Linked DNA regions of Mus musculus: region 1 is linked to region 2. The links are chromatin loops, found by intact Hi-C in ENCODE. Cell type or tissue: left cerebral cortex. All regions are shown on one strand.

Evidence for each region. Peaks named below come from ENCODE experiments on the same cell type or tissue, not always from the same donor. Only the 100,000 strongest peaks of a DNase experiment are listed, where the experiment ranks them.
Region 1: a loop joins it to region 2, with 4 times the contacts of the local background. A loop is called at or near these places in 4 of 42 quality-filtered maps.

Annotation. Positions count from the first base shown.
Region 1 is chr7:58,920,546-58,928,545 of GRCm38, reverse strand. No RefSeq gene overlaps it. Among named protein-coding and RNA genes, the nearest start is that of Gm39019, 190 kb to the right of the region's middle. In left cerebral cortex, no CTCF peak of the experiment used is centred here; DNase peaks (open chromatin) are centred at 2,978 and 3,354; H3K27ac peaks cover 1,329 bases.
Region 2 is chr7:58,839,660-58,847,659 of GRCm38, reverse strand. No RefSeq gene overlaps it. Among named protein-coding and RNA genes, the nearest start is that of Gm39019, 110 kb to the right of the region's middle. In left cerebral cortex, no CTCF peak of the experiment used is centred here; DNase peaks (open chromatin) are centred at 955, 3,405, 4,603, 5,098 and 1 more place; H3K27ac peaks cover 5,221 bases.

The sequences.
Region 1 (8,000 bases), 81 kb before region 2:
TTTATGAAATTAAGGAATCTAGACCTAAAGAAGAGATGCAGATCTCTGGCAGAGGAAGGCTGAGTGACAAGAGCTATACAAATCAAGTGAGTCTTCTGCAGAGTAGCACAGACTGTTGTCTGCCAACATGATCTGCCATTGTCATATGCAATGATTTATTAAACAGACAGTTGGTTGTGAAGGGGAGACCCAAGCTTCAGGAGTGGCTGTTGTGATCTCTGAATAACAAAGAGTTTGTCAGTGGCTTTGCAAAATATCCCTTCTTGGACAGGTAGCCCAGAGTTCTCAAGTTCTCACAAGAAAAGGAAGTGCTGGTATAGGGTAGTATATAGTCACACACATTGCTATCCTGCTTCCAGGAGGAGTGAGAGAAGAGAAAGCAAGAGTGAGAGTCAGAAAGAGAGAGACAGAGACACAGAGAGACAGAGACAGAGGGAGAGAGAAACAGAAAGAGAGACAGAGAGAGACAGAGGAGAGAAGGGAAGAAGAGAGGGAGAAAGTGACAGAAGGAGAAAATGTATATATGGGTGAAGAGGAAAATTCACATTTTGAAGATTTTTTTATTTAAATGCACTTTATTTTTACACAAATCACATGACTTTTTTTTCTTAAAAAAAAAAAAATGCCTCCACTCCAAATAAATCACAGTCAAAATAAAAGCTCAAGGTGACATCAGTCCCATTTGTCCTAAATCCTGGTATTGTATGGATGGTAAGCAACAGCCAATTATGGTAACAGGTGATAGATCCAATTTGTTAATATTTTTCCATCTCTAAGCCATCCTTACAGAAAATCATGAATGGAGTCATACCATCTTCATTGTAGTCCAGGAGAGCAATCCAGAAGGCAATCTGGATTTATATTTTCACTGATAATAAAACGGGTTATTTTTGAAAATAGCAAGGATGTGTTTAATTTGCTCCATAGCTCTAGTCATAAAGGCTTTACTCTATCTGGTTTCTGTTCAAGTTTACCTTTGAGTGATTTCCTGTAATCTTTGGTGTACCTTTTGTAGGCCTCTTTTGTGAAGTTGGTTTCTTATAAGTGATGGTTCATGACAATGTCAATGTGGGGCATATGGCTATGCACAGACAGGCTGGTCTATAGTCGAGTTGAGGTCTGAACCCTGAAAGGGTGATAATTCACCTACATGACATGGTAGGTGTTCCCTCATGCTCCTGGAACTCTGGCTCCTGCCTAAGTTACCGCCCCCCAAAGCCCCCACAAGAGAAGCATGGTCAGTAGTCATGTAGGCAATGTCCCAAGCTTCTGACCTTCAGGCTAAACTCCTCCCCAGTTACCTAGCAACAGTAAAGACCATAAGAAGGGCTGCTTGGCCTCACGTCTATCTTACTCCTCACTCTCACCCTCTCACTCCTCTCTCTTTGTCTTCTCTCATTCCTTTGTTCTCTTACCTCTCACTTCTCTCACTCCTCTCTCTCCTCTGTCTTCTCCCCTCTCCTCTCACTCTCTCCCTCTTACTCTTTCTTCCTCTGTAGCACCCCCCCTCTCTTCTATCTTCTCTCTTTTCCCCTGCCTCTCTAAAATAAATCTCTAAAACCATAGACAGTCTCTGCCCATCAAAATCCACTGTGCTCACTCTCGCCAGTGTGGGAACCTCTCTTCCCTCATCCTTCTCTCCCATAACCCCAGGGCTTTAGCGAGTAGCCCCAGGGCTCCCAGGTTGGGCTGTCCCTTGTCCAACCCCTGAATAGTGGGTCAGCAGCTTAGATGCTCACCTGGGGCTGAGTGGAAAGAGTCTGGGAGCCCTCCCACGTCCCCCTGACAAGAACATAGGTGGACCTCTGGCGGGGGGTGGGGATGGGTCTTTCCTTCCCCTCTTTCCCTAGGCCCCCTTTTTAGTTTCCACATGTCAACACTGGTGACTCCTGTGTTTTCGGTACCTTAGCCCTCCAGGCCTTCAGTGGAAACATTTCCACCAGTGAGCAAGTCATCGAAGGCACCCTTGTTCTACTGACCATGGAAAGTGGTGATCATTCTCAAGATGGTTAGTTTATTTGTTTATTTGTTTATTTATTTGTTTGGTTGTTTGTTGTTGTTGTTGTTGTTGTTACTGGATATTTTCTTTATTTACATTTCAAATGTTATCCACTTTCCAGTTTCCCTCCCTCCTGGAAACACTCTATCACATCCTCCCTCCCCCTGCTTCTATGAGGGTGTTCCTACACCCACCCACTCCCACCTCCCTGCCCTTGATTCCTCTACAATAGGGCATCTATCGATCCTTCATAGGGCTAAGGACCTCTCCATCCACTGATGAATGACATGGCTATCCTCTGCTACATAAGCAGCTGGATCCATATGTACTCCTTTGTTGATGGCTTAGTCCCTGGGAGTTCTGGGGTTGTTGTTGTTTTAAGACAAAGTTTTTCTATGTAACATCCCTTGTTGCCCTGCAACTCCCTTTGTAGACCAACCTGTCCTTGAATTCACGGAGATCTGAGTGCCTATGCTTCCTCAGTACTGAGATTAAAGGCGTGGGCCATTGTTGTGTGGTTTCCTTTTTATTTTTTACAAAGTTAGAAACCTCTATGGTTAAAACATGTAATTATGGCAGAAATATATGATTGTACCTAGTCAGTTTGTTTTCTCTGTGTCACTATTGTGTTGGTGCTTAACTGACTACAATAGGAATCAAGGCCATTGCAACACAGGAGAAAACAAAACAAAAGTGACTTAAGTGTCAAATACAGTATGGACAGCTGGGGAGTTTTAGTCAGTGGGCAGAGGAGGAGGCTATGAGTGGAAAGTTCCTAAGAGGAGTCTGATCAGTGATTGAGAGTAGGAGGATCCTCATTAAAGCTGGGTTTATGCACCACAGGACAGTCTTAGTTAAGCTAATTCAGTGTAACTGGCTAAACCTTAGTCAAGAAGAGAGTGTTTGTCCTAATTCAGTGCCAAAACCAGACTGGGACACTGGAGAGAAGTTCATGAATGTCCAGAAGGATTTAGGTTATTGCAATTGGAGACGAAGCAAGAGCTGAGGCTAAGGCAGATGGTCATCTTTTGAAGTCCTACGCATCACTGCAGAGGCAATGCAGACTTGCAAGGCTGTGCTGTAACATGGAAAGAGTTTCATTTGATCTGGCTGTGATACATGTGAGCAGCATTTAGAAACATGTAGAACATGAATTCAGCCTTGTCAAACTCTGAAAATGAGAGTTAGAAACAATGTAAGGAGCCCACCCCACCTGCTGAAAGACATTTTAAAATCCAGCAAGAAATTCTGCACATTTGCATGTCTCCATCCTTTGCATGTCTTCTGTGTTCCTTAAATGCACCTATTTCTGGAACAAAGCTTATCCTTAACATTCTGTAAGACTGCAGCAATTTAGAAAAGATATTTTCACAGAACACTTGCACGGTAACAACAGCTCCACCAATGAGCTAACACCAGGTTTTGACTCAGGTCTCCACAACCAATGAACACTGTTTTCAAGCAACATGAATGTCACCAGTTTTGCTAACAAAAATTTTCTCTTGCCTCAGTCTTCTTGGATACATACATACTTTACTATATTTACATATTCCCCTAGCAATGCTATTTTTGTATTCAGGTAATTGATGTTCTGAGGCTCTCTTATTTATTATTTGCTTTGACAGCCATAACAGAGAGATGGTACTTCAGTGGTGAATATAACCTGCCAGTCTATAGAGGATCAGTACAAGCAGATGGTACATGGTGATGATGTGCTTCTGAGAGGTTTTCATCTTCAGGGAGGATGCAGGCCTGGCATGCTTATCCTGCCCTTGTCACCTGGGGTCTTCAGGCTTCTAGGAGGATGAGAACTTCTGAACAGCCTCCTATGTAACTGTGGTGGTTTGAATATACTTGCCCCAGGGAGTGGCACTATTAGGAGGTGTGGTCTTGTTAGAGTAGGTGTGGCCCTGTTTAAGGAAATGTTACTGTGGGGGTAGGCAATAAGACACTCTTCCTAACTACCTGGGAGCCAGTCTTCTCCTAGCAGCCTTCAGATAAAGATGTAGAACTCTCAGGTCCTGCACTATGCCTGTCTGGACACTGCCATGCTCCCTACTTGATGATAATGGACTGGACCTCTGAACCAGCACTAATTAAATGTTATATTCATAAAAGTTGTCTTGAGCCAGGCAGTGGTGGGGCACGCCTTTAATCCCAGCACTTGGGAGGCAGAGGCAGGCGGATTTCTGAGTTCAAGGACAGCCTGGTCTACAGAGTGAGTTCCAGGACAGCCAGGGCTACAGAGAAACTCTTTCTCGAAAAACCAAAAAACAAAAAACAAAAACAAAACAAAACAAAACAAAAAGTTGTCTTGACCATGCTGTCTCTTCACAGGAGTAAAATGCTAACTAATACAGTAACAAAATGTAGGGGGCACCTGTGTTTGTGCGAGAATTAAAGCAGCTGAAAATTATTGAAAATGTAAGAATTGCTTCTGCAGCCCCATTCTTCATCCACAACCTCATGCTCATTTGAGAGCACATCACAGTATCTTCATCATTTTAAGTGACATTTGCAATGTGTATAAACTTTTATTTTAACTATGTGGGAAAGATAAAAGACTTTACAGCTAGAGAAAGTAGACAACAAAAGGAGTTCAAAGAGATAAAAATTGGAAAGAAAGTAGTCACAATGTCACTATTTGCAGATGATATGATAGTATGCATAAGTTACCCTAAAATTTTCATCAGAGAACTCCTAAACCTGATAAATAACTTTAGCAAAATGGCTGGTGTCTTAGTTATGGTTTTACTGCTGTGAACAGACACCATAATCAAGGCAAGTCTTATAAAAAACATTTAATTGGGGCTGGCTTACAGGTTCCGAGGTTCAGTCCATTATCATCAAGGTGGGAGCATGGCAGCATCCAGGCAGGCATGGCACAGGCAGAGCTGAGAGTTCTACGTCTTCATCCAAAGGCTACTGGGGTGGGAGTCTAAAGCCCACACCCACAGTGGACACATTTACTCCAACCAGGTCACACCTATTCCAACAAGGCCACACCTCCAAATGGTGCCACTCCCTGGTCCAAGAATATACAAGCCATCACAGCTGGATATAAAATTAACTCGAATAAATCAGTAGCCTTCATCTACTCAAAGGATTATAGGTTAAGAAAGAAATTAGGGAAATGACACCCTTCACAATAGCCACAAACAATATAAAATATCTTGGTGTTACTCTAACCAAACAAATGAAAGATCTGTGTGATAAGAATTTCAAGTCTCACTGAAAATTATAGAGGAGAAGGTGGACAAAATCCTCGAAGATATGGGCACAGGGGAAAAATTCCTGAACAGAACAGCAATGGTTTGTGCTGTAAGATCGGCAATCAACAAGTGGGACCTCATAAAACTTCAAAGTTTCTGTAACGCAAAAGACATTGTCAATAAGACAAAAAGGCCACAAACAGATTGGGAGAGGATCTTTACCAGTCCTAAATCAGATAGGGGATTAATATCCAATATATATAAAGAACTCAAGAAGATGGACTCTAGAAAATCAAATATCCCTATTAAGAAATGGGGTACAGAAGTAAACAAAGAATTCCAACTGAGGAATACCGAATGGTTGAGAAACACCTGAAAAAATGTTCAACATCCTTAATCATCATAGAAATGAAAATCAAAATAACCCTGAGATTCCACCTCACACCAGTCAGAATTGCTAAGATCAAAAATTTAGGTGACAGCAAATGCTGGCAAGGATGTGAAGAAAGAGGAACACTCCTCCATTGTTGGTGGGATTGCAGGCTTGTACAACCACTCTGGAAATCAGTCTGGCGGTTCCTCAAAAAATTGAACATAGTACTACTGGAAGATCCAGCAATACCTCTCCTGGGCATATACCCAGAAGATGTTCCAACTTGTAATAAGGACACATGCTCCACTATGTTCATAGCAGCCTTATTTATAATAGCCAGAAGCTCGAAAGAACCCAGATGTCCCTCAACAGAGAAATGGATACAGAAAATGTGGTTCATTTACACAACGGAGTACTACTCGGCTATTAAAAACAAGCCTATAGGGTATTTTCTTAATGTTTGATAGGCAAGGGCCCAACTCATTGTGGGTGGTGTCATCCCTGGGCTCATCATCCTGGGTTCTATTTTTTTTAAAGCAATAAGCCATGAGGACCAAGCTAGTGAATAGTATCCCTCCTCTGCATACATACAGTCTCTGCATCAGCTCCTGCTTCCATGTTTTTGCCTTGCTTGAGTTCCTGTTTTGTCTTCCTTTGATGATGTATTGTGATGTGAAAGCATAAGGCAAATAAACCCTTTCCTTGCCAAGCTGTTTTGATCATGGTGTTTCATCACAATAATAGTAACCCTAACTAAGACACTCTCAAAAACAAAACAAAAATAAAAACAAATCTTCCCCTTTCCCTCCACCCCTCCTTCCCCCACCAGATTCTTAGATTGGTTCCCGAGCACTGAAAAACCTAGTGCTCTGTGTGGGCCTAATTTCCAGAATGAAGCAGTCTCCTTCCTTGAGCAGATTGAGCATTTCCAGCTCACACTGGTTTTCCAGACACTACTGGCCTTCGTCTGCAATTTGCATGCCCTATGACTTTGGGCAGATCAGAGAGAAGGACTGGCCAGTTACTCCCTATAGTTCTACCCCTCTGTTCAAGTCAAATATGTATGAGTCACCTCAATTACCACCTACTCCTTTTCATCCATCTCTTCCCCTGTTCACCTCCCCTTATTTTCTCTCTTCCTTGTTCACTACTCCTCTTCTTCCTCTGTCTTGTCCTCCTTTCCTTCCTCTATCTTCTTTTTATGTCCTTTTTCCACATTTCATTGTATGTGTAAAAGGCAATATGATTAAGCTCTCTTCAACTCTGATACAATTTTGAAACTTATATAGATCTAAAAGGATATAAGAAAGAAAATAAAAACAAAAAGAAGCCTGATGTCCTGGGTTTTGACGTGCTGTGCTCCCTTAAGTTTGACTAGAAGATGACAAGATTGACATACAGAAGTGCAATCTTTTTGCCAGGGCAACGAGTTTCTTCCTGAGTTAGTGTATTTAGGCCATGGTATAGCATTTACCACTTTTAATTTCTATTAATAAAACCTCTCTGAAATTTATAACTTGCTGTATTTGGCAGCTTTGAGGAACAATTCTGTCACTTCTGATATTGGTTCTTTTAATTCTTTGTCCATTGGCTTGGGCTATTTTCTGCAGACCTGATCTACTTTGCATTATGTTGACCCTAGTGAGCATTATGTACCGATCCAGTAAGATGAGGTTTCTGGCAACTAAAATTCAAATTTACTTAAAGAAGAGGGAAAGCATTTGTTTAAAGTTATGTATTTATTAAAATTATAATGTTTAGAAATTTTACCATAATTTCTTTAAACACTATGATTCTCCCTAAAACATAAGCAAAGAATTGTGACATGAGTTCATGATTCCACCTCCAAGGGCAGGACCCTAAAGAATTCAAAGCAGAGGATTAAGCTGGACCTGCTTGTGTAATCATGCTTAAAAGAACATATATATATTGTGAGAGTTTGCTGGGTATCCATCAGTAGAGGAATGTGCAAAATGTGTTATATGTGTACAAGGAGATATGATTCAAGGTCAAAATGGAATATAATTTTGTCACATGCTAAGAGAACTTTTGTTATAATGTTAAAAAAGAAACATGTTATAAATTCTCTCTGTGTGTGTGTGCATTCATGGGCATGCATGCCTGAGTGAGTTTGTGTGTGTGTGTGTGTGTGTGTGTGTGTGTGTGTGTGTGTGTGTGTGTAAATTAAAATCTAAGTTTTTGAATGAGTAGAAGCATCTTTCTAAGTTGGGCTTATTTTAACATAAGTATTTCTACTTCTGTCTATTCTCCTGCAAAAACCACGATTTCATTTTTCTTTATGGCTGAGTTAAATTCCAGTGTATATTAATAGCATCTCTTCTTTATCCATTCATTTCTTGATGAACATCTAGGCTGGCCCACTTCTTAGCTATTATGAATAATTCTAAATGAATAT
Region 2 (8,000 bases):
AAAAATGGGAAAAAAAACAGAAAAAAAAAAAGAAATATGGTCTTGATCAGTATAGTGTAGGTGGAATGATGGATATGTGTATGGGGTACCCATGGAGCACAGAAGGGAGGGACCAAAGACTTGCATCCCTCCTAGTACAAATGGGCCTGCTGTCTATGGAGGGTCAAGGAGAACTGTCATGTACCGGGAGAGCAGTCTTCGGACAGGCAATGAAGGAATTAGCCACTAGGAAAGGCAGAAGAATCTGGCCACATTTTAAAGTTGAGTCAGTAGGAGTTCAACCAGGGTAAGAGCCAAAGCCATCAGGGGAACAGAAGAGTTGAGTGGGATTCAGATGTGGGACCTATTTGCTTAGGATATTTAGATAAAATGAGAATGTGATTTCACATCAGCCATAGACGGTGCATGTGGCCACATCTAAATATCTTACTCACTTTACGTTCAATAGGGAGCTTAGATGCTTACTGATACCTTGCCATGTTGTCATCCAAATTCCTTCTGAAGTAGGCTCAGATGAATATTACATTACCTGAAGATATTCTATTCATCGAGAGCTTAAAGAAATGAAAAGGAAGTCTGGCCAGAAACTGCTGGAAAAGTAAGACATTTCCTAGCTCAGCCTTCTCCATCCTAGAGGCACTGAAACTTAAGGTCTTGTCCTGACTTGTAGACTGCTTGTCTTCCAGATTAAGGGAGGATGTTATATGAAGCATTATGAAAACCTCTTTAGATTTTAGTAGGATTTTAAAAAGATCCATGAGAAAATAAATCTGTGGTGCATATTTTATACATGGAAAAGAGCTTGAAACTGATTTTAGAAAGCAGAGAATAATACTCTAAAGACGTCTAAAGTCATCGTACTGTCTTCCTTGTTCCCACTTGCTCTGCTAAAATACCCAAAATATTCCTTCTAGAATTAACACAAGGAACATAGCCCTGTTTCAAAAGAATCTTGCCATGGCTCTGAGGTTTCCAATTCACAAAATTAATTTCTCACTGCGATTTGCAAATGGCCTGTTTTCTTTCTCTGGGTGTATTTACCCACAAATGAGAAGTATAACCACTGCCAGGCATATAACTAGCGTGTGATTCTTGTTACTTTATCTGTCTATTCACCAACTTCCAAACATTCATGTGCAGGGAAATGTTTAACAGTCATACTATGGTGAGCAGGCTGGACTAATTTCACTCTGTATAGGATTTATAATCTAAGAAGGAGAAATTTAGCTTTATAGAGTGTACTTGGTGGACCAAATGAAATAGATGCAGAGATGGCAGGGAAGAGCTCTTTCTGTGACTGACCACTATGTTGAGAAGACTGGCCTAATCACACTCATTGGGCTCCAATGTGTTTCAGCAGCCTAGACTACAAGCAAGCCCCCAGTGATGCTTAGTTATTAGGCCTATAGGGTTTCAAGCCTACGAAATGTCTTCTACAACTAAAAAGAAAAAATACCCTGTGAGTTGAGAACCTTCATCACCACATATCAGTGTGTAGTGGTTTCTACCAACATGAAGAAGAGGTGTCCATCGACTTGAATAGATACATTCCCCCCCACCCCCCCAAACTGCTAACAAATGTTTAGTGTTTCTTTCAGTTATAGATGTGGATTTTAAGCTACTCCACTTTTAACAATACTGATCGAGGTTACCTAGTTGAATCTGAATTTTATAAAAATGAACAGTATTTTAATATAAGCATGTCCCACATATAATAATTGGAACAATTTGAAATTTAAATGTAGACTGGTAATCCAATATTTTGTCTGGGAAGCCCAAGTTCTGTCTCACTGGTAGTCATCCATGTCCAATTGTATCATGGTTATTGCAATTATCTTGAAACATTGTCTGTCCAAACTTGCAACAGATAAAACCCAAAGATAGATTATTTAGCTTTTTACTGAGGTACATTTATTTCTGTACAGCAAATTTTATTTGTCTTTTAGAAGCTATTTTATTATTACAACGAAATTGGTTTCCATTGTCATATGATGTATTTAATTTCATGAACTTAGAAACACGAGTCTGAGGGACAGTGAGGGAATTCAGTGAGAAAAAGCACTAGTTGTACAAGCCTGGAGACATCAGTTAAATCCCCAGAACCCATATAAAGATAGGGGGAAAGAATGACTGTGTAAAATTGTCTTTAGACGTCTGCATGCATGTTAGGGCATGTGTACCCCACTCCTGATATAGCATACACACACAGAAACTAATGATAATACTAAAAGTAATTTTTAAGAGAAATATGAATCTAGGAAGGATCAACTCCAGCATTGCATCCAACCTTTAAGCACAGGCCTCATTGCTTCTTTCAAGTGACACTGAAGTTGGCTTTGCCATGTATTCTGCCAGAAGCTGCAGGGTCCTGCTCTAGCCCTGAAGAGTAGAATATCAGTCTTCACAGGCCGGACTTCAGCAGTGAGGGAGCAGGCCCTGTTAGCCTCAAGAGAGGGCAAGCAGTCTTGGGATATCTGTGGTAGTTCTGAAGCCTTTTGCTCTCCTGAGGTCTTCTAGGCTGCTCACGCGCAGAGCTGAGAGCTACCTTAGAAGCTGTAGTGGGTGCAGGGTGAAGTGGTATGGAAATGAGGACAAGGATAGAGACTGAGCAGCCTTGAAGAGATGTCAGAAAGGACATTTGGAAAAGACAAACAAAAACAGAAACAAAAAACAAAAAACCCAAACAAAAACTCAATTTGTTCCTTCTAAGTTGATAGGAAAATAGATACAGAGGCAAATTAGAATTATCCTAGAAATTTTTCTAGAAATTATTCTATAAAAATTGGCTACTCACACAAGGGAGTTGGTCTCTACAGGTTCTATCTACCCCGTCTCTGTGCATTTCCGCTAAAGTCATCCTGTTGGGTCCTGGGAGCCTCTTGTTTCCCTCATCTCCCACTGCTACATATTTTTATTCTATTTCCTGACCCTCTGTATCTCTCTCCCATCCCCTCCAGTACTTAATACTGACTCCCCCGCCCTTATTTCCTCCTTATGTAAACCATAATTTGTAGGGGGTTGAGAAAAACTCTCTAAGGTCTACATGTACTTCATTTCTGGGGCTCAGCATTTACATTTTTACACCCTGCAATGCTGAGTGAGCTACGAATGAAAAAAAAATTAAATGGTAATTAAAATAAATGTTAGCTATATGCATATGTATGTATATTCAAGAAAACCTGGGGAGTAAGAAATGGTATTCTTATTCAAAGAGATCTCTCTGGAGCCTCTGACTGGGACCTTCTTCTCTGGTGAGTTCCTAGCCCGCCCGAGGAGAGGGAGAAAAGAGAAAAGGGGAAGCACTGGAGGAGGGAGGAATGAATCAATACAGCTTCTGCCGCATACCAGCAGGAAAGCTGCAGACAGCAGCCCCACGTGACCAGCCCTCTGAGAAAATGAAGCCAAAAATAGCTCAGAGCCTCACACTTCATGGCTGGCAGAGGCACGATTTTTCATCCACCGTTGGGAGTGGTGTTCCAGGGGCTCTGAGCATAGCAACGAAAAAAAATCAAAGCAGCTCAGCAGCTTTGGCTTATTCTAATCTGTGCACTAGACAACAGCAAATGCTTGGGTGTTTTCTTAACTCCAACGCCCATCCACAAAATCTGTACTATGTTTGTGAGGATCACAAGATAGCCCTTGGGGACGTTTATCAGGGGAAGGATTTCTGGGGCAGGCTCCCAAAGATATTCTGCCTTGTGTGCAGAGAGTGCTGGAAAATACAAGATGCCCCTGGAGTAGGAGAAGACAGCTGTACCTTTAGATGTAGCCAAAAATCCAGCCCCCTTTTCAATACAGAAGAATATTATATTATAATCATAGATTTCTTTGAAAGCAACAAAGCAATGTATGTCATCTTAAGCAATAAATTATGATGGCTTGCTTCCAGGGCATGATTCCAGAAAAAAACCCAGAGGAGGGGATTTTGATAATCTTACAGATTCAAAAAAGTTAAAGGTTATATAGCATAAGAAACCTTCTTTTATAAAGCTACTTTAAAAGGCATAATGTAATAATGTATGCTTAGAAAATCCAGTCCACTAATAAGCTGGTAGACGCTGTGCACTTATTTGTTTGTTTGTTTATAAATAAATAGGTCCCATGAAATATGTATGTTTCCTGTTGTGCAATGGCACTATTTAATACACAGATGAAAACAAGTTTTGACAATCATAAAAAAAAAACACCCTTAATTAACCATGAAGAATACAGTTTCCTCTCTCTGGTGTTCTCAGAAGGATCCTTACTCACTCAGGGATAACAGGAAGACAATAAACACCTGAAAAATGAACAAGCAGGTGCCATGAGGAGGTAACTGCTATGGAGGACATAAAGCATGCACTCAAGGGTGCAAGGTCAGGCCTGGGAGCATTTCTAGGGAGGCTAGTTGAAGGGTTAAAGGCAGCTCTTCTAGAGCCTGAAAGCTGGAAGAATGTTGTTTTCTCTGAGAGAAGGCAGGGGCTAAAAATAGCAGGACTTTCCTCTATGAAGTTCAAGTCTGATGTGTTTCCCACTCTTGTGAGCCATAACACAGGACAGAGATTTATGACCACCTGGGCTCTAATGGGTTATTTTGAGCTTCCGAGTCAGGGCAGACACATTTGTTGCGGAGCTAATTTTATAGGGAGATAAATTCTCAGACCATCTGCCAGGGAAACATGCTTTGTGTCAGTTAGCCATGGAATGAGAAGGGGGAAGACCTGCAGGCTGATTTCCCAGCACATGCAGCTTTTCTACAGGCACTGGGGAGTGTTGGGGGAGAGGTAGCTCTGTGCCAGAAACTTCTCTGTGAAAAAGTATAAATAAGAGCCAAGATAGGTAGGGCTTCCTGAGTATCGGCACGGTACAGCTCCCTCTCTTGTGAAACAGCCATTGAGGTATAGTTAATGACAACCAGAAAGACAAAGCACTTCTAGCAGAAGGGTCTTCATTGTGCACCCCACATTCTCCTTACCTCTGAACAGCTCTGGTAACTCCTCACATCTTAGTTTGTGCAATGAGAACTCAGAACAAGGAATTGGGCTCAGCAGCTGGACGATACCTTCAGCCTCCTAAGTAAAGGTGATCATGACTCCACAGTGGACAGAGATGTGAGGCCGCAATCCTGTTTTGAAGTGCTTGCTATGCTTTCTGTGACTATTTCCAGTGAAGAGTTTATATAACATTCCCAGCAGGCTTTGATAAGGCTGCCATAGTCAGCAATCTCACAAGTAGTAAAACACTAAGATGTCCTTTCTTTGTGTTTGAATAATATGTGGATATTAGTGCTTCTCTTTGGTGTGAAGTACATTTTTCACTGGGATTCTTTACTCTTTTTCAGGCACCAGGCTAGGATGCCTTTCTACTTCATGAGATTTAGCAGTCCTAAAGTTATCTATACAGGAAGTTGCTGATGGAGATGGGCCTGACCATTTTCATTATCTTTTGCTTCAAGATTTTGCAGGAAAAAGAAGAAGTTGCCTGTTTCCTGGACAATCATTCCCCTTAGGCTTATGAAAAGAGGGTAGTGATGAGTATTGATAACCATTCTCTGGCCTGAGACACTCTGTCAAAGCTGTCAACGTAGTGTGCCTGGCCATGAGGCATCTAGTATCATGATATGCTAGATGTGCTGGGGAAGAGAAGGCTCACATTATGTTTCCTCTGGGTTTCTGGATAACAAGTCAAACCTGTCCTGTGCTCCAGGGCCTTATATTCTAAGTTGGGGGCAAGAATGACAAATCTTCCATAGTAGTAGCCACTATGGCCACCTACAACCCAGAAGATAGGAATACTAATTATTCATCCAGACCTCAAGCTTGTGTTTACATTTTGACCCAGTAAGAGAAAGAGCACAGATGATTTTGTCAGGAGGCCTCAGGTGTTTTTCATATGATATGTTTATAATAAAGAGCTGAGTTCTTCAAATTAGACAAGTAGCCAACATCCCCTCCTTTATTTTATTTATGGTGTTCCTGGTCAGGTCTTTTAAAAATCTGTAGTCCTATTTTAAAGGAATAGATGTGCTCAGTCCTAGAAATTCCTGTGGTTAAAAAAAAAAAACCAAAACATGGATTTCTGGAGGATGTTTGAGAACGCAGCCTTGCTAAAAGTTGGTAGAGATATTAAGGATGTACTAGTGAGCAGGTCTGCTTCCTTTTCCTAATCCACAAAGAGTAAAGAAAGATAAGGACCAGAAGGCACTTTAATTTGATGAACACTTGGAAGATTGTATGCTGCTTTAACCAAGAACCAAATTAACTGAAAATCCTAGTTACAATGCAAATCTAAGAGTAGCCAAAAATTTGCCGTGGCTGGAAATAGTTACTAAACTCACAGGATCCTCTATGGGTTGCCATGAACACACCACTCAGGTAATATTCTGTTTTCTTTGGCAAAGCTGGAGGTACACTGTGTACTAGTAGGGACTGGGCTCTGAAAGGAGGGTTTTATCCATTCCATCTGGTGTCTGAGCCATGCCACCAACTTTCCAGTGAAGACTTGGAGTTATGCTTCTGTTAATGGAGGCCAGAGAAAAGCTACAGCAGTATAATTGTGCTGAAAACACTTGTCACTTTCATTTTCTCAAACACTGACCTTGAGTCAGGTATAAACCAAGTTTAAATTGCTCAAAAGAGTTTTCATGCCTTAAAGTGCAAGCACAAGAAGGGATTTATTTAGTGGAAAGCATCAGGCTGACATACGAGAACTAGCTAAGCTGACATGGTAAAGGAACTGTGGCAAGCAGAGCCGCTGGAATGATCTAAATGTGTGTAATTATTGTCCATGTACCAGAAAGGTCAATATTGTGCAGGGCAGAGGGACCGCAACAGAGATCTCCATTCTGAAAAAGATCAAATGGGGACTTAGAAGAAGGCTAAAGGCCGAGATTATTTTCGTTACAGTATCCTTGAAGGGTCAAAGGCCAGCAAGAACAAAGTCCTGATCTACAAATGTACAGGCCCTTAATTGTGAGATGCTTGCCCTCAGTGTGGCTTTGCTGCAGTAGCAGGTTGCATGTTGAAGTAAAGTTTATATACCTGTCAGGAAATGGGTCTGGATAAGAGTGCTTATTTAGTAGAGATAAGAAAAGCAGGACAAAGGTGAAACTGGGTAGAGGCAGGTACACCGTATAAAAGGCTACTTACACTGTAGGCCCAATAAACCCGTGGGTTCCTTCATGGAGTCATGGGTGCAGGCCAGGTCACCTCCCAGCCAGTGAGAGCCAGAGTCCCCAGATCTCTGGGATTGCTCTTTTTTTGGAGGTTTTCACCCTGCTCCTCTCTGCACACTTCCCACTCTACCTCCCCTGGCCTGGCCTTGGACCACCTAATTTTGTTTCCAAAGGCTAGCAACTCTCTATTGTAGTAATGTCCACTGTACGCCACACATGCTTACAGTTGGTCCTATATTCCAGTGTTGAGTACAGAAGCAAGTTGTTCGTCCTCCCAATCCTGCATTTACCTTCCCTACTCACCACCTTTTTTTGTGAATTTCTGAAAAGGATCTGGCTTTATTTGTGATTATGTTTCTTTCCTCCATAAATTTAGTTTAATATATTTTGGAGCTCTGTAATTAGGGATATGTCATTCAGGACTATTAGACACCCCTAAGAGACTGAGCCCTTTACAGTGTAAACTAACTTTATGTTCTCAACTCTACTTTGTTCAATACTAGTATCACTTTTCCTACACAGATGATTTTCCAACATTCTACTTACTTGCGTCTTTATTCTTCACTGACCTGTGCATTTGTTTTTCATAAATTCATTTTTGAAATCCTTTTTATTAAACCTTTTCATTCACTTAATTTCAAATTGTTCATGTAATTGCTTTAAGAAAGTGTTTTGTTATTCCTTCCCTTCCCCTTCCTTTCATTCTCTTTTCTCTTCTCCTCTTCTCTTCTCTTCTCTTCTCTTCTCTTTACTTTTCTTCTCTTTTCTTTTTTTCTTTTCTTCTCTTTTTCTTTTCTTTTCTTTCCTTTTCTTTTCTTTTCAAAATACAGTCTCATGAGGCTCAGAA